Regions from separate parts of the Homo sapiens genome. Here regions 1 and 2 are each linked to region 3. Evidence: chromatin loops called from intact Hi-C (ENCODE). Cell type or tissue: heart left ventricle. All regions are shown on one strand. Each heading gives the region's core, and the rest is flanking DNA. Links, peaks and the distances in the headings are about the cores only.

Evidence for each region. Peaks named below come from ENCODE experiments on the same cell type or tissue, not always from the same donor. Only the 100,000 strongest peaks of a DNase experiment are listed, where the experiment ranks them.
Region 1: it touches region 3 in a loop (2.1-fold over the local background); 8 of 110 quality-filtered maps call a loop at or near these places.
Region 2: a loop joins it to region 3, with 5 times the contacts of the local background. A loop is called at or near these places in 3 of 110 quality-filtered maps.

The regions. Positions count from the first base shown.
Region 1 is chr16:17,292,596-17,297,595 of GRCh38, forward strand. The region is part of intron 2 of XYLT1 (xylosyltransferase 1); the gene reads right to left. Among named protein-coding and RNA genes, the nearest start is that of XYLT1, 180 kb to the right of the region's middle. RefSeq lists a silencer at 4,024-4,298. In heart left ventricle, for the core only: no CTCF peak of the experiment used is centred there; no DNase peak of the experiment used is centred there; H3K27ac peaks cover 536 bases.
Region 2 is chr16:16,858,650-16,865,856 of GRCh38, forward strand. No RefSeq gene overlaps it. Among named protein-coding and RNA genes, the nearest start is that of NPIPA7, 480 kb to the left of the region's middle. In heart left ventricle, for the core only: a CTCF peak has its summit at 3,004 (motif pointing right); no DNase peak of the experiment used is centred there; H3K27me3 peaks cover 837 bases.
Region 3 is chr16:17,345,375-17,350,374 of GRCh38, forward strand. All of the region lies in intron 2 of XYLT1 (xylosyltransferase 1), which reads right to left. Among named protein-coding and RNA genes, the nearest start is that of XYLT1, 120 kb to the right of the region's middle. RefSeq lists enhancers at 236-737, 2,206-2,295. In heart left ventricle, for the core only: no CTCF peak of the experiment used is centred there; DNase peaks (open chromatin) are centred at 1,675 and 2,497; H3K27ac peaks cover 794 bases.

The sequences.
Region 1 (5,000 bases), core at 1-5,000, 53 kb before region 3:
AGCGTCACCTGAACAGACTGGCGATGAAGGAGAAGTTTAAAACCACTTTGGTAGGAGACGATGCCACCAGAATAGCAATGGGAAATGAAGCAGAGAAATCCCTGGCATTAAAGTTGAAGTGAATGAGAAAAGCACATTTGTGTTGACATCATCCCTGTTGGCCCACACATGGTCTTTCAGAAACACTTTCCTGCACAAAGTGGGGCACATGGGAATACAGAGGCCACTTCCTCACATCTCTCCACACTTTGCCCAGTCCCACGGTCAGGGATGAGACGTTCATCCACTTCATCTCAGCCCTGAGCACTAAGGGGGCCACAGTGGGCAGGGTCACTGTGTGGGAGCCTCAGGAACCAGGACTCTGGCACATGCTGGGCAGCTCCATGCAATGGAATTGTAAGCTGAGTTGGGCTCCCTGCAGGCATGGGAGCATTTCAGAGCCAAAATTCCCACCTGCAGCTACAAGCAAAGAGAGTGGAGGTCCTACTTTAGCTAACCCGTAAAGCGGGCACTTCCAAGAAGACTTTTACTGGAACTCTGTGCTAGAAGATTGGGAAGTTGATTCTCTGTCGGCTACCCCCACTGCTGCCTAGGGGTCCTGGAAGGTTGGGAGGGGAGGAGAGGTGACTGCAGGACAGGGTATCATGGCATCCCCGAGTTTACCTCCACCAAACACACCCAAAACCTCTGTTTAACACCCAACAACTAGTATTTAATTTTCATTCCGCTGACCTGGGAGCATCTCTCTAATGGAACTTCCACTTAGCATAGCCACTGAAGTTCCCCAGGGACAGTGGTACCAATTAAATAACGTGACACTTTGGAGGTGTAAAGCTATGTATTTACTCCCAAACCAGAGGCTTGGGTAGTTTTTAACATAAAGATTTTCTCCCTCCTTTTTTTTTTTTTTTTTTTTTTTTTTGAGACTGAGTCTCCTTCTGTAGTGCAGCGGCACAATCCTGGCTCACTGTAACCTCTGCCTCTTGGCTTCAAGTGATTCTCCTGTCTCAGCCTCCTGAGTAGCTGGGATTATAGGCACCCATCACCACACCCAGCTAATTGTTTGTAATTTTGGTAGCGACAAGGTCTTACCACGTTGCCCAAGCTGGTCTTGAACTCCTGAGCTCAAGTGATCCTCCCTCCTCGGATGCCCAAAGTGCTGGGGTTACAGGCGTGAGCCACCACGCCCGGCCAGAATCTCTCTCTTAAGAGTCACCACTAGTGCCCAATGTTTACTGTTCAGAAAGGTCATTGCCCAGCAGTTGCAGGCAAGAAACCCTGGACGCATCTTGGGGAAATGCATCTAAACAATGCAGAGCAGAAGACAGGAGGGGTTCATGCTCTGAGTACAGGCTCTGGGGTCAGAGAAGAATGGGTCCAGATCCCAGCTCCATGGCTGTGCAATCTTGAACAAGTTGCTTAACCACTCTGGGCCTCACTGTCCTCACCTGTAAAATAAGGTGTTCCTGAGGCATTAGGAATGCCCTGGGCGACTGTGCTGAGAATGCAGGAGCAGTTACAAGGCTAAGCAACTGTTCCTCTGAAGGGGTCCCCTGCTCAGCAGAGCCTCAAAATTTGGTCCTGTCTCTGCTTAGGGCTTTCTGACAAAGCAGAGTGGGGAAGGGAAAGGGAGGTTTCTGGAAAAGCCAGTGGCCAACTTCTGGGTACCGCGGACAGGTGGCAACACCTGTCCAAGGACCAGGCATCTCTCAGGCTGTTTCTAGGCTGCTCCACATGAGGGAGAAATGATGGGCTTTGCTGGCCAGCCCAACACCGTCAGAGGGCATGTTACTGCTCGAAAGTACAAAATAAGCAGAGTGCGCATAACTAAACACTATTTTTATCGTCTTTCCGCCACTCTCATGCCACAAGCAAGAGCTGCTGTGTAAGGGAGGGTGGCAGGGAGATGTTTATTCAGAGCATGGGGTGGCCTGAATACCAATGGGGCCAGTTGAGAGGCTGTGTTGTAAGGGCTTTTAGGGGACAGCACCCAGGAGAATCGCAGCCACCCTCAAGGCTGACCTAGGAGACAAAATTGCCTTCCTCCCCAAACTCAGCCCTGCACCCTGCTGCCCTGGGTGAGGACCTTATCTTTCCCCCACCTAGGAATCTGCAAGGGTATCTTTCCCTTAGCATCAGGAACAAAACTTACCCTCCAGCTCTGGGCAAGAAGGATCTGAAAATGACAGTTCTAGGGTCGTTTGGGGCAGGTACAAGCACCCTTATTCCTGGTGTCCAGACAGTGCATGGTGTAGGTATACAGCAGGTACTAGATGACAATTCCATAAAAGAAGTAACATCCAAGGGCTTGGGAGGCATCTACGAAGAATGGCAACAAAACCCTTGCCTTCACAGAACTTTATTCTAGCACAGGGACACAGAAAGATGACAGATATAACAAATAGTGCACAGAATAGGGTAGAAGAGAGAAGTCAGTGGTTAGGATGATGCAATGGGTGCATTTCTTAATAAGGTGGTCAAGGCAGGCTTTAGACTGAAAAGGTGAGGTATAAGCAAAGACTCCCAGTGGGTAAGTGAGCATGCTGCTTGGCTAACTGGGAAAAAGCATTTCGGGGACAGGGAAACTGCTGTGCAAAGGCCCTGAGGTGACAGCAAGCCTCACGTTGCTGGTGGAGACCAGCAAAGAAGCCAGGGTGGAGGAAGTAAAAGATGAAAAACAGAAGCTTAGGTCAGGAAGAAATGGGGGATAGATCAATAAAGCATTATAGAGCCAGGTTTTTGTTTTGTTTTGTTTTGTTTTGTTTTGTTTTGTTTTTGGAGACAGATTCTTGCCCTGTCACACAGGCTGGAGTGCAGTGGTACGATCTCGGCTCACTGCAACCTCCATCTCCCAGGTTCAAGCAATTCTCCCACCTCAGCTTCCAGAGTAGCCGGGATTACAGGTGTGTGCTGCCATGCCCAGACAATTTTTGTATTTTTAGTAGAGATGGGGTTTCACCAGGTTGGCCGGGCTGGTCTCGAACTCCTGACCTCAGGTGATCTGACCACTTTGACCTCCCAAAGTCCTGGGATTATAGGCGTGAGCCACCACACCCGACCCAAGAGCTATAGTTCTTAACTGGGTCAACTTGACCCACAGGGGACATCTTGCCATGTCTGGAGACATTTTTGTTGTCACACTTGGGGAAGGGGAATGCTACCAGCAACTAGTGGGTAGAGTCCAGAGATGCTGCTTAATATCCTGTAATGCACAGGACGACCCTCCACAACTAAGAATGATCTGGCCCCACATGTCAACAAGTTCAAATCTAGACCACTGTAAGGCCTCTGGCTTTTGCTCTGAATGAGCTGGGATTATTTGGTGAATGAATGAACCCCCTCTGTGCTTGCACTGATGATAACACAGACTGTAAATCTGGAGGTGTTTCATCTTCCTCCAAACCATTTCTCGCATTCATAGAGTAAGGAAGAAAGAAAAGACACCTTTTTTTTTTTTTTCTCCCTGCGCCAAAAGCACACAGTGGAACTCCTGGTTTTGAAATGTCCTATTTTATGTGGGACCTAAAAGGATGCCAACTGTCTTCTGGCCTAGTGACAACAAAAGTGACTTCTTGGAAAGCTGCGGTAACATGGAGGTGGCTAGGGAGCAGTCCAAGGGAACAAAACAAAACAAAACAAAACAAACCTAAACCAAACCATGTTTAGCAAGGCCTGGGGGGTGTTGGGGTACCACAGGAGGCAGGCTCAGCGCGTTTATCCCCATGTAAAGATTGCAGAGATGGGGCTGGGGCTTCGCGGGTGATTTTTTTAGTGCTTTCACCTCTAATCTCCAAATCCTAGCCCTGCTCCTTCCAGAAACCTACAGCCTTGCCTAAATTTTGTGTGGGTGATTAAAGCAGAGGACCCGATTCCCTGTTCCTGCCTCTCTGTTTGTGAATAATCAAAGGCTAATCAGCCAAGGCCCCAGGGGACAGGAAATTAGACGTGCAAGATACCAGAGAGGCTCTGAGAATAAAACTGCGAGGTGAATCTGACATCAATGCCAGCAGGGGTGTCTGGGCTCTGATGGGCAGGAGCGCAGAGCCCGGGGCCAACTGGGGACAAATCCGATTTCTCCAGGGCTCAGCTGACCTCTGGCTTACACCAAAGACAGAGAAGGACAGGCTGCAAGAATCTGGCTTTTCTCCATCAGCTCAGGGATCAGTCAAATCAAAGCATTAAGAATCCAGGGTGAACTCTGATATTAGCGAGGGCAAAGGGGATGTTCTCCAGACTGACACAAACCACCGGGGTTCAAATCCCCGCTCCTCCACTTCCTGGCTGTGTTACAGTCTAAGGTCTTTGAGTCTCAATTTCCTTATCTGTAAAATGGAATCAAATACAAATAATCAGGAATGACTTTCCGAGTTTCTTTTGGTAGAAGAGTGGAAATGAATGGAGAGGAGGAAGCAGAAGTACTATTTAGTGACTCTTGTGAGCTAGACATTGTGCTCAATGCTTTAGATTTATGTTTATCGAATTCTCCTAACAACTCAATGCAGTATTGGATATTCCATTTTCATATGAAAATGCTGAGGTCTCAAAGGATAAAGCACTTGCTTGAGTCAGGGAAATGAATCCCCTTTCCATCTGCCTCCAAATCCATGTTTTATTAGTAACACCACCCAACACAGAGCACTTTGAACTTCTCATGTGTACTGCCATGCTGGGTCCTTATAATATATATCAGCACGGGTGCAGTGGCTCACGCCTATAATCCCAGCACTCCAGGAAGCCAAGGCAGGAGGATCACTTGAGGCCAGGAGTTCGAGAACAGCCTGGGCAACAAAGTGAGACCCGCCCCCACCGACGGTGTCTCTAGGAAAAGTAAAAAACTTAGCTGGGTATCATGGAGAACGCCTGTAATCCCAGCACTCTAGGAAGCCAAGGCAAGATCACTTGAGGCCAGCGGTTCAAGACCAGCCTGGAGAACAAGTGAGGACCCCATCTCTAAAGAAAATGAAAAAAAAAAAAAAACTTAGCTTGGTATGGGGGCCCAT
Region 2 (7,207 bases), core at 1,056-6,055, 490 kb before region 3:
GAGTGCAGTGGCATGATTGTGGCTCAATGAAACCTCCGCCTCACAGGCTCAAGCAATTCTCCTGCCTCAGCCTCCTAAGTAGCTGGGATTACAGGAGCCCACCACCATGCCCGGCTAATTTTAGTATTTTTAGTAGAGATGGGGTTTTGGCATGTTGGCCAGGCTAGTCCCGAACTCCTGACCTCAGGTAGTACGCCCACATTGGCCTCCCAAAGTGCTGGGCTTACGGGTGTGAGCCACCTTGCCTGGCCCTGATTATTTATTTTTTTGAGATGAGGTCTCACTCTGTCACTCAGGCTGGAGTCCAGTGGTGTGGTCATAGCTCACTGCAGCCTCGAAGTCCTGGGCTCAAGTGACCCTCCTGCTTCAGCCTCCCGAGGAGCTGGAACTGCAGGCATACTATTATTAGTGCTTGGAACACTTAGCAACATACCCAGCTACGTTGTAAATTAGAGACGAGGTCTCACTATGTTGCCCAGGCTGGTCTGCAACTTCTGGCCTCAAGCAATCATCCTGCGTCGGCCCGCCAAAGAGGGACCCCACTCCAAAGCACTGGGATTACAGGTGTGAGTCACTGTGCCCAACCCCTACTGATACTTTAAATTCAACACATGTGGGTCAATTATGTTCCATCCATCCCCTGGATGTGCTCTTCACCCACCTCCACCTTGTTCCTTCCATGGCAGATGGAGTCATTGGAACGTCATCACCTCTGGCTGGGTTTGACCAATTAGGAGGAGAAAGGAGAGAGGAGGGAGGAGTGAGGCAGGAGTGGGAGGCTGCAGTGTTCATCCCCTAAAGGTGGTCTCCGCCGGATTGTGTTCCTCCACCAAAAGCCTGCTCCTTTCTAGTGGCCTTCTGTACCTACACGACTCCCTCTTTCCAGGTCTTGGCAACTATTCCCTGTCCTTGTTCCCCCAAGCTTGGAGGCAGTGGCAGCTCCTCCACTGCTGCTGGCCTCGGGTGACTGCTCTCACCCTTGCAGTGGTTCCCTTGCGGGAGATTGGCATCACCTGGAAACACATTAAAATTGCAGACTTGGGGCTACCTCCCAGCCCTTCTGAGCTTGAAATTAGGGGTGGGGCCCAGCAGTCTGCATCTGTTTTTAATTTTTATTTTTATTTTAAGTTCTGGGGTACATGTGCAGGATATGCAGTTTTTGTTACATTGGTATACATGTACCATGGTGGTTTGCTGCACCTGTCAACCCATCACCTAGGTATTAAGCCTAGCATGCATTCGCTATTTTTCCTAATGCTCTCCCTTCCCCTAGCCCACCCCTGACAGGCCCCAGTGTGTGTTGTTCCCCTCCCTGTGTCCATGTGTTCTCATTGTCCAGCTCCCACTTCTAGCTGAGAACATACAGTGTTTGGTTTTCTGTTCCTGCATTAGTTTGCTGAGGATAATGGCTTCCAGCTCCATCCAAGTCCCTGCAAAGGATATAATCTCATTCCTTTTTATGGCTGCATAGTATTCCATGGTGTATATGTACCACAATTTCTTGATCCAGTCTATCATTGATGGACATTTGGGTTGATTCCGCAGTCTGCATTTTGACCAGATCTCTAGGTCTAGGTGATTCTGAAGCACGCTCATGTTTGAGCATCACCAAACTTCACCTTTCCAGCTTTGAAATTAGTAACAAACTCTTCCAATTGTGCCAAATGAACATTTCCTCTGTTTTCTATTGTGATCCTAATGATATAATGACAATAATAATAATAGAATTCAGATCCCCGGCATAAAAGTGACCCTTGTCTAGGGTCTCTTTCTCAATGAATGCAACACCATGGGACTTGTTCTTACACATCTTTTAACTCTGCACCTACCAGCCTGTGTGGTACATTGTAGGTGCTCAGTAAAGGCTCATTTCAACAGAAATTTCATTTTTTTACCCTCATGGTTTTGTGCCTTTCCCAACACACCGTGTATACATCCATTCATCCACCCAGGAATCACCATATGGGTACTGGGGATGTACAGCCAAATATGATATTGTGTTTAGTCTCATGGGTCTTATGAGTTAATGGGTGAGATGTCAGCTGTCTGAGTTTCAGTAACACCATCTATTAATGGATCATAATATTACTGACTCCATGGGGTTGTTGTGAAGATGAAATGGGATAACGCACAGAGTGCTCTTGGCACGGTGCCTGACATTGAAACTATTCAATCAATTTTAGTTTTATTACTATTGCAGTAGTTGATATAGCTTAAGCCTGGCTCAAACAGAGACGAGAACATGATTTGTGGGCATCTCTCCACGCCATGGGTATAAGCGTCTTACAAGTTACAGGATCATTAAAGTACTTTGTAAATTACTTGGCATTTCATAAGGCGTTTATTTTTATTTTTTAATTTTTGTGAGTACATAGTAGGTGTATATATATATGGGGTAAGTGAGATATTTTGATACAGGCATGTAATGTGGAATAAACACATCAAGGTAAATGGGGTATCCATCAATAAGGTGTTTTTATATTTACTGATCTGGCTATTATTCTTGTCCTCGTGTGATATCTCTGTCTTGTTTATCCTCTTCAAGGCTACCCTGTAAGTTTCATTTTGACCTGCTTTTATTCCTGTGCAAAAGTTAGCCAGCACAAAAGAGTAGCTTAATAATTTATTCTGGATTGAGACGCCCTTAGGGTCTGTCCATTAATTTCTTCCCTTCCAAAATGACTATAATTTTTTATTGTTTTTATTGGTTAAAAAGATGTATGTTCATTGCTTTAAAAAATGAAATGATACAAAGCGGTACAAAGTACAAAATACTTTATCAGTTGAAATAAATCACTCAGAGATACCTCTTTTAACATGTTGCTGAACCTTTTCCTTGAAATATCATTATACATTTCTCTGCAACTCTATCTAGTATTTCCATGTTACATGAATAGGGTCATTCTATGGAGCCAGCTCACTTTTTAGCCAGAAACTATCTGAGGAGGCTCTGGGAAAATTTCGTCTGGGGAGGCGCGCTTGCTCTCCCACAGGACCACCAGATGTCGCTGCTTCTGAATTTATCAGAATTTCCTGTCCCCAGGGCAGGCTGCAGAAATTAATGCTCAATGTTCCAATCCTGGGCCCTGGTTCGTACCATCCCTCTGGCCTAGGGCTGAAGATGAATTGATTTTGTTTTCAGTGACACCTGCAGAGGGCAAAAGTCATGCCCACACTGTGACATGGAGTGAACCTGTAGTGGCTCTTGGACTGAACAAGTTCTGACATGTGTGTTGGTTATGTTTGCACCTGTTTTCTCCTCCTCCCCCGTCCCCAAATTAGATCGTGAGATCCCTGCAGGAAGAGACTGAGTCCTGTAACCCAGAGTTCTCTTTCTGTAAAGCCCTCAATACCTGTTAAGTCTCAATTAAGAATAAGGTAGCTTGGGGACCTGGCATGGTAGCTCACACCTGTAATCCCAGCACTTTGGGGAGGCCCAGTTGGGTGGATCACTTGAGGCCAGGAGTTCGAGACCAGCCTGGCCAACATGGTGAAACTCTGTCTCTACTAAAAATACAAAAATTAGACAGGCGTGGTGGGGCATACCTGTAATCCCAGCTACTCGGGAGGCTGAGGCAGGAGAATTGCTTGAACCCAGGAGGTGGAGGCTGCAGTGAGCTGAGATCACACCACTGCACTCCAGCCTGGGCAACAGAGTGAGATTACATCTCAACCAAAAAAAAAAAAAAAAAAAAAAAGAAAAAAGAGATGGTGGCTAGGAAAATAGAGGCTAGAAAGAAAAAAAAAAGTAGGTGTTTTGAAAGCAGAAAACAAAGTATAAAAAATTATTGAGCTGGGAGTCAGAAAATCCAAATTTTACATTTGGATTAGGTCTTAATTCACTGGCTGACTTTGGACAAGCCTATTGACCTTTCTGGGGTCAAGTTGGTTTATGTATAGGAGGTTGGATAGAATGATCTCTCAACCTCTATTAGCTCTGACCTCCTTGGATACAAAAGTTCTTCTTGTCTTTTGTTGTTGTTTTTTGTTTGTTTTTGGGATGGGAGGATGTCAAATTGCATCTAGAAGTGAATCATTGGGCACCGTCAAGAAACCTGGGGAACTCAGGTCCTGGGGCATCCAGGGCAGGTCAGGCCTGAGGCTGAGCTGCACTTAACAATCCACCCTCCTTGCAGGGCCATTGGCGCCGGCCGCACCAGCACAGCCCATACATCATTATTAGATTCCCTTCATCATGCTAATTGACATGGGATGAAAAATATCCAGTGAAGGAAACAGCAAATGCTTTCACATTCAGCCAGGGCACCTGGCAAATGGGAGAAACTGCTGTAAAAGTTAACTGAGATTGAAAACGGGCCTACTAATATCTTGTAGGGTGAATGTTTCCTGTTGCCGGGAACTAGTTCGGATTGGCAATGTGAGTGAGTGGTGGAGACAGGGAGGGAGGGAAGCTTGGGGTACCACGTGTGAAGTGTAGAGGTTGGGGGGAACCTTTTAAGACAGTTTAGGTTCAGATGCATGGAGAACCAGACAGAACAAATAAAGAAGGATAGAGAGGAGAGAGAGGGAGCTGGTCTTGTCTCCTCTAAACTGTAGTGATAATTGTACCCCCTTCTCAGTTTGAATTCTGTTGAGAATTATTTTCTCAAGAAGAGTCCAGTATTGGGTGGAGGGGAATGTAGAATTCCTGGCTCTAGACCAGTCTGGGGGTAGAGGAGGTTGCACCCCAGGGGACATTAGGTAATGTCTGGAGACATATTTGGTTGTCATAAGTTGGGGGCGGGTTATATTAGCATCTCCTGGGTAAAGGCCAGGGATGTGGCAAAACATCCTACAATGCACAGGGCCACCCCCTCCCACCAAGCACATAATGATCCCGTCTAACATGTCAATAGTCCTGAGGTGAGGAAGCCCGGCTCTAAAACAATGTGTGACTTTGCACAAGTAACTAAACACCTCCGGGTGACTATTTTATCAATCTACGTGACAAATTTTACATGGTATGGTAGATTGCTGGCAAAAATAGCCCAAATTCTCCTCCATGTCCCCCCTGGCCATTGCAATATCACTTTGCAGCTCCTGCTATCAAGACATGGAGTCTGTTCCTCACTCTTTGAATCACGGCTAGCCTGTGTCTTGCTTTGTTCAGCAGAATCTGCAGAATTGGTAGCACCAAGTCTAGGCCTCAGAGGCTTTGCACAGTTCTGTTGTCTCCTTCCGAGCCCTGCTCTCCTGTGTGCGTGAGCCTGGGCTAATCTGCTGGAGGATGAGACACCACGTGTACAACAGGCAAACTGCCCTACCCTGTCTATGCTAAAAATACAATTGCTAAAAATTGCAAGATACAGTCCAGCCTAGAGTAAAACTATCTACTGACCGAGGACCATGGACTGCAGACCCTAGCTGAGATAAGAAAACCCACCCAGGTAATCCATAGTTTCCTGGGAGATAACAGATTCGTACTTTTTTTTTTTTTTTTTTTCCTTTGAGATGGAGTTTCGCTCTTTTACCCAGGCTGGAGTACAGTGGCACGATCTTGGCTCACTGCAACCTGCCTCCTGAGTAGCTGAGATTACAGGCACCCACCACCATGCCCAGCTAATTTTTGTATTTTTAGTAGAGACAGGCTTTCACTTGAACCCCTGACTTCGTGATCCGCCCACCTTGGCCTCCCTAAGGGCTGGAATTACAGGCGTGAGCCACCATGCCTAGCTCCAGATTCTTACTGTTTAACCCACTGAATTTCAGGGTGGTTCATTATGCAACAATAGCTAGCTAATATGCAAGGTCTTGAAATTAAGACTCAACGGTGAATTCCAAGGGGAATGGGAAACATCTCAAGATTTGCTTCCTTTGTTAATAGCTGACATTTTCCTAAGTCCGATAGCTTTAAATGAATCAAGATGTGCATAACTGCATCCTTTGATACCCAATTAATGGAGCTGGGCAAGTTCTATCTGGAGACAAGTTTGCTAAAGGTTAATTTTATTCACTTTTATCAGGACAAGTTGCAGCAATCAACTCTGACTTAAACAATAGCGAAAGGGCATTGGTGAGGACACCAGGAAGCTGATGAATACACAGCCTTCAGCAACATCGGGAGTCAGAGCTGCTCCAGGGATCTTGGCAGGAGGGATTTGTGGCTCTCCTTCCAGAATGCTGTCAAGGGTGACAGAGGCCTAAGCACCTTTCATCCTCATGTAATTTGTGCTCCAGATTTGAAGACCAGGGTGGAAGAACCTCATTGGCTTTCCTTATGTCACCTGCTCTGCTAATAGGTGGTATCGTTTGATTGGCACCTCTGCCATTCCCACGTAGAGTGGAAAAGGGCAATCAGACAGAAACAGAAGGTGCCGTCTGCCTCCCTCCTCCCTACCCCTTCCCCTGCCACCCACAACCCTACAGATTGGGAAAGGTAGAATTAGGAAGTATGTTTAGAATTTTTGGTGTGTGGTCTGGACCTCTAAGATGGCTCATCATAGCCTAGCTGGAAAATGGAAAGCCTCCGTCAGAAATTAAAAATCAAATGTAACAGTGCTGTTGACTCTCATACGACTCTCCTCCAGTCACCCTTCACTTGTCATGTCAGTGTCAGCATTTGTGGTAATGGTTTGGGATGTGGAAGGGGGAGTGAGAAGGGAGATAATCCTTCTTCTTCTCCTTCTTCTTCTGAGACAGGGTCTTGCTTTGCTCTCTCTCCCAGGTTGGAGTGCAGTAGCATGATCATGGCTCACTGCAGCCTTGAACTCCTGGGCTCAAGCAATCCTCCTGGCTCAGCCTCCTGAGTAGCTCAGGCTACAGGCATGGACCACCCCACCTGGATAATTTTATTTTTTACTTTGTAAAGATAGGGCCTCGCTGTGTTGCCCAGGCTGGTCTCAGACTCCTAGGTTCAAATGATCCTACAGCCTTGGCCACTGCACCCAGTCTTGATCTGACTTTTGAAGCACTATGTATTTACCGTACTCCAGCCTGGGCAACAGAGAGACATCCTGTTTCTAAATAAGTGTTATCTCTTAGTGCTATTTCTATTCTTGTTGTCAGCTTGCAAGTTGATAGCTGGGGTCAAAAGTGTGACAGTTGTTTGAGTCAGATTTGGACCAGAACATTTTCTGCCACTTATTCCAAGGAGATGGCAAGGGTCAGCGGGGGGTCCTAAAAGTCTCGGGTCCAGACATTAAGTTTCTGCCTTCTGTAAGTCACCCAAAGATCCCCAAAGTGTCCCAGCTGTAGAGACACATGAATT
Region 3 (5,000 bases), core at 1-5,000:
AGGCACAAAGCAAATCCCTGCAGAGAATGCCAAAGTCTTTGCCCTCTCTGTGGCACAGGGATGCAGGAGGCAGTGCATGGAGGCACGGAGGCTGGAGAGCCTCTGCTCCCCAAGCCTGCTACTTCCACAAGAGAGAAAAGGCAGGGGGTGACGCAGCTTGCATTCACAAGTGACAAGAGGGTGTCTCCAGCTTATCCTCTTAGCAGTCCTCATGGCTGCTTTAACTAGTTGGGAAGCTGAAGCTCAGAAGCTAAAAGCCTTTCTCAAAGGTGATGCACTGAGCAAGTGAAAGAGTTGGGATTCAAACGTAGGACTATGAAAGTAATACTAAGTGCTTAGGTGCCAGGCACTGTTCTGTTGCTTAATGCACGTTAACCCATCTGATCATCCCAACAAGTCTAGGAGGTGGCTACTGCTGTTACTTCAACCGTTTTTATTTATTATTATTATTTTTGAGAGAGAGTCTCGCTCTGTCACCCATGGTGGAGTACAGTGGCTTGATCTCGGCTCACTGCAACCTCCATTTCCTGGGTTCAAGTGATTCTCCTGCCTCAGCCTCCCGAGTAGCTGGGATTATAGGCGTGTGCCACCACACGTGGCTAATTTTTGTATTTTTAGTAAAGACGGGGTCTCGCCATGTTGGTCAGGCTGGTCTTGAACACCTGACCCCAGGTGATCCACCTGCCTTGGCCTCCCAAAGTGCTGGGATTACAGGCGTGAGCCACCGAGCCCGGCCTACTCTGACCATTTTTTAAAGAAACTGAGGCACAAAGGGATCGCTGGCGTGTGGAAGGTCTCACAGCAGCTAAGTGGTGAGCCAGGGGGTCTGCTGCATAGACCATGACCTGCCCCCACGAGGCCCGTTCTCACCTCCCCAAGGGGCTGCTTGGGGTTACCAGGTCCAGACTGCCCTTGTCCACTTTGCAGGTGAGACCCTAGGAGGATCCAGAGTCCTGAGTGTGCAGGGGACAGGACAAACAATACCCAGGGGACTGTCACTGAGGTGAATGAACGCAGCAGGCCAGGTGGGGACTTCTATGAACCAGTGACCCCATCCCGAGGCCCCATGCAAAGGGGCAGCTGGTGGTCACCAGTCATGGACATCCAGCAGCTCAGAGTGGTTTTACCTATCAGTTTTTCAAAAATCTTCCAACCCCACTCTTCCCCTCTCTAAAAATTTAAAAAATTTAAAAATCTTCCTGAGGCCAAAGGCAACCCATGTGCAGGTCAGAGATGGCCACGAGGAGGCCCATGGCACAACTTTGAGTCCAGGGCCATGAAATGAGAAAGTCACCTCCTGCTCCCATAACTGGTGCCTGATTCTAACTGGGCCAGTGAACGTGGAGACTGGTCATCTGACCAAGAACTCTCTTTGAGCCCGTTTTATAGCTGGAAGTTCCTTCTTCTAGCATTGAGCTGGCTGGGTTTTTCCTTCTCAGGACAATAAAACTGCATTTCTGTCCTCGACCCCACCCATCTGGCACCTGCACCACAGCTAACTTCAGCTTTCCACCCAGTTCTCTTTTGTTCAGTGGAAAAAATGAGCTACAGTTCCCAGAAGAAAATGAGAACGGGGTTATTATTAATAAGATACTCTTTTTCAGAAAGGCAGTTGAAGGCAGCGGGGAAGATCACATTGAGGGGGGAGCCGGGGTAGCCCCACTGCTACTCCCTCCTGCAGGACCACCTGGTCTGGAGAAGCAGCTACGCGCTGGCCCTCCCTGTTGGCTCTCAGAGGTACAAACCAGAGGTGGCGGCATTTCTAAGAAATTAGATTCAAATACTAGGACAGTTAACATTTCCTGGAGGTGTGACCGAGAACCAAGAAAAAGTGATTTTGTGAAGGCCTTGCTTGCAGGCAGAAATAACCTGTCTTCTCTGTCTGTCTGTCTGCTCTGGGGGCTACCGGAAGGAGCTGAAGGCCTGTCCCCCGCCTCTCCCCACCCCACCATGCCCTAGGCCTTAGTCCCTCCCCACTGAAGAATGCCTTTACCAACTTGGGACAGACAGAGGAGTATGAATGAATGAGAATACTCCAAGCTGACCCTGCCTGGGGCATCTCTTCTCACACATGTGGCTTCTCTGGTGCTTTATTTAGCATGAGACTGTTTAGAATGTTTATTTTTGGCTCAGTTTTGGGGGACAGTTTTCACAAATAGAATGACAGCTATGATCTTCTCTCTAAAAAAAGAGCTCGTACAATCCACCGTTGGGCATTCAGTTTCAAGAGCTTCACTGTCCCATGGTCTCCATTCTGGGACCTCTCCTCCACTGGAAGACCCTCTCCTTTAATCAAAACATGACACAAGATGACAGTGACTCCCCATGGCAAGTCCCATTGGCAGTGCTGAGCCAGCGAGGCGGGGGCCCGGTCAGGGTCCCTGAAGGAAAGAGATGTTACTCTCCAAACTGAAGAGACTGTACAAAGAGATTCTTTATAAGGAAAACTAACAAGGGAGGTGCTATGCACCAGGGCTGGCCACAGCCAGGAGCTGTCACCACCCTGGGGCCTGAAGGGGAGGGAGTGGTGTTCCTGGACCACGGAGACAGTAGCTGCAGCCACGGGAGAGGGCAGCCCCACAGCAGCTGTGGCCTTGCTAGGGGTACAGACACAGCCAACCCATGGAAACCCTCATCTCATCTCTTCCCACCTTCCTATCTCCTACCAGTTCCTCTACTTGGCCAAAGCAAAGAAAAGTCCTTGCTGATGAAACCCATCAAGGTTAGCCTCTGGAGGCCCAGAGAAGAAAGGAGAGGGGTGGAGAGTGGATCTGGGGCTGGGGCTTGCGGGGGAAGAAGACACCCAACATGTTTCATCTTGCTAACACCCAACATGGAGACAGCAGGAGGAGGCACAAAGAGGGCGTGCGGGGCTGTGGATCTTCCACGCTGAGCCTCCACCTCCCACTATCCCTGAGCAGCAGAGGAATCCTGGTTTGCTACTGAGCTGCTGAACGACTGGGCAAATTGTTCAGCAGCTCTGGGTCCTGGTTTCCTTCCATGTCAAGTATAAAGATGGAACCCAACAGGCCCTAAGGTATGGGAGTCACAGCCAGCACTGCAGAAGAGGGAGGCCTAAGTGTGGGCCCTCTCAATGCCACTCCCAAACTCTGTGGTCTTGGACCAGGGACTGAGCCTCTCCATGCCTCAGTGTCTTCACTTGCAAAGGAAGGGTGTGAGAGCACCTTCGCCAAGGGATGTTGTTATGAGGAAACGAGGTCACGCATATAAAGTGTTGAGCAACATCCCAGGCACATAGAAAACATGCAATCACCCCTCCAGCTCTCACGTTCCCCAAGTTTGGGCCTTGTCTACGGATTTTTACATCCCTCATACACCTGGACCTCCCTCGTGCTGCTATCTTTTGTGAAAGCAATTTTCTTCATTGAATGATTCCATTAACTAGAACCTGCAAACCCAGCCTGAACATTCTAGCATCGAAACCTTCTCTTTTAAGCTCCGCAGTATGCACAGCCCTGCCCCAAAACCCCATGGAGAAGATCGCTTCAGCTTCAAAGATCTTGGTGCGTGTGCTATTTATGCCAAATGTTAGTGATGCCTCCTCGCTGAGCCTCCGGCTCGTAAGTCAATGCAAAACCAGCCACACTGCCTTGTTGCTCAGTGGCAGCACCACGGGCTTCTGCCTCAGTGCTTGAAGTCAATGGCGGTGGGGGTGCCCTGAGAGAAGATGCGTGTGCTGGAAGGGAAATGTGAGTATGGCCTCCTCAAGGTGCCACTGCTGTGCTCACCGTCTGCAGGGCAAACCGTGCCACAGCCTGGGGCTTCAGCTACTCATCCTAGAATCCACTCTGTATGGACAGATGTTTCCAAGCCCATGTGCTCTGGATTGCCAAGTGAGTGATCTATAGCAAGCAAGATCTAATCTATATCCACATCTAATACATATCAAATCTCTGTATCAATAAATAGATATCAAATCTCTATGTCAATTCTTTGTGTCAAATCTGTCTAGATCTAATCTCTAATCTCCTTCTATATCTTATTGATATCTCTACCTATCTTGTAACATAGCAGGGAAGGAGACAGATTTCATTTGTCACCTGGCTCTAGTTTAGATTCTATCACCTACTGACCGTACAACTTTTAAAAGGAAACTTGGTCTCTCTGGCTTTAGCAGGCTCCTCTGTAAAATGGGGTTAAGGTTAGTAACTCCCAGGGTTATTTCCCAATATATGAAAGCTAAACTGCTAGGTTCAAATCTTGCTGCCTTTGCTACCTGTTGGGCAAGTAACTTAACCTCTTTGCGCCTCAGTTTCTCATCTGTAAAACGGGGATGACAGTAATACTTCCCATAAGAGATAGTTGTGAAATGCAAATGAGCAAATCCATGTAAAGAACTTAATTTAGAAGAGGGACTCGCATGCAGTATAAATGCTTAATTCATGTTACATAAAAGTGCTAAATTTATGAATGCATGTCCAATGTACAGTTCCCATCTCAATGAAACATCTATTCAGTGTATGTAATCATTATTGACAAGAGTGATCTTTTTTTTTTAGACGGAGTCTCGCTCTGTTGCCCAGGCTGGAGTGCAGTGGTGCAATCTCAGCTCACTGCAAGCTCCGCCTCCCGGGTTCACGTCATTCTCCTACCTCAGCCTCCCAAATAGCTGGGACTACAGGCGCCCACCACCACACCCGGCTAATTTTTTTGTATTTTTAGTAGAGACGGGGTTTCACTGTGTTAGCCAAAATGGTCTCAATCTCCTGACCTCGTGATCCGCCTGCCTCGGCCTCCCAAAGTGGTGGGATTACAGGCGTGAGCCACCGTGCCCAGCCAAGAGTGATCATTTTAAGTGTTCTGAGTTAAGGGCTTAAATTCAAACTTTCAATGTCTTCGGTGAAGTCCACTCCCAACAAGAAGGGGGGAATGGTGATCTCAACACGATCTATTTTTTGAAATGGTGCATGTGGCTGCACTTTGGGGAACTTGCTGGCTATTTGCGGAATGTTGTATCACATCATTCACCCTGAGTCATA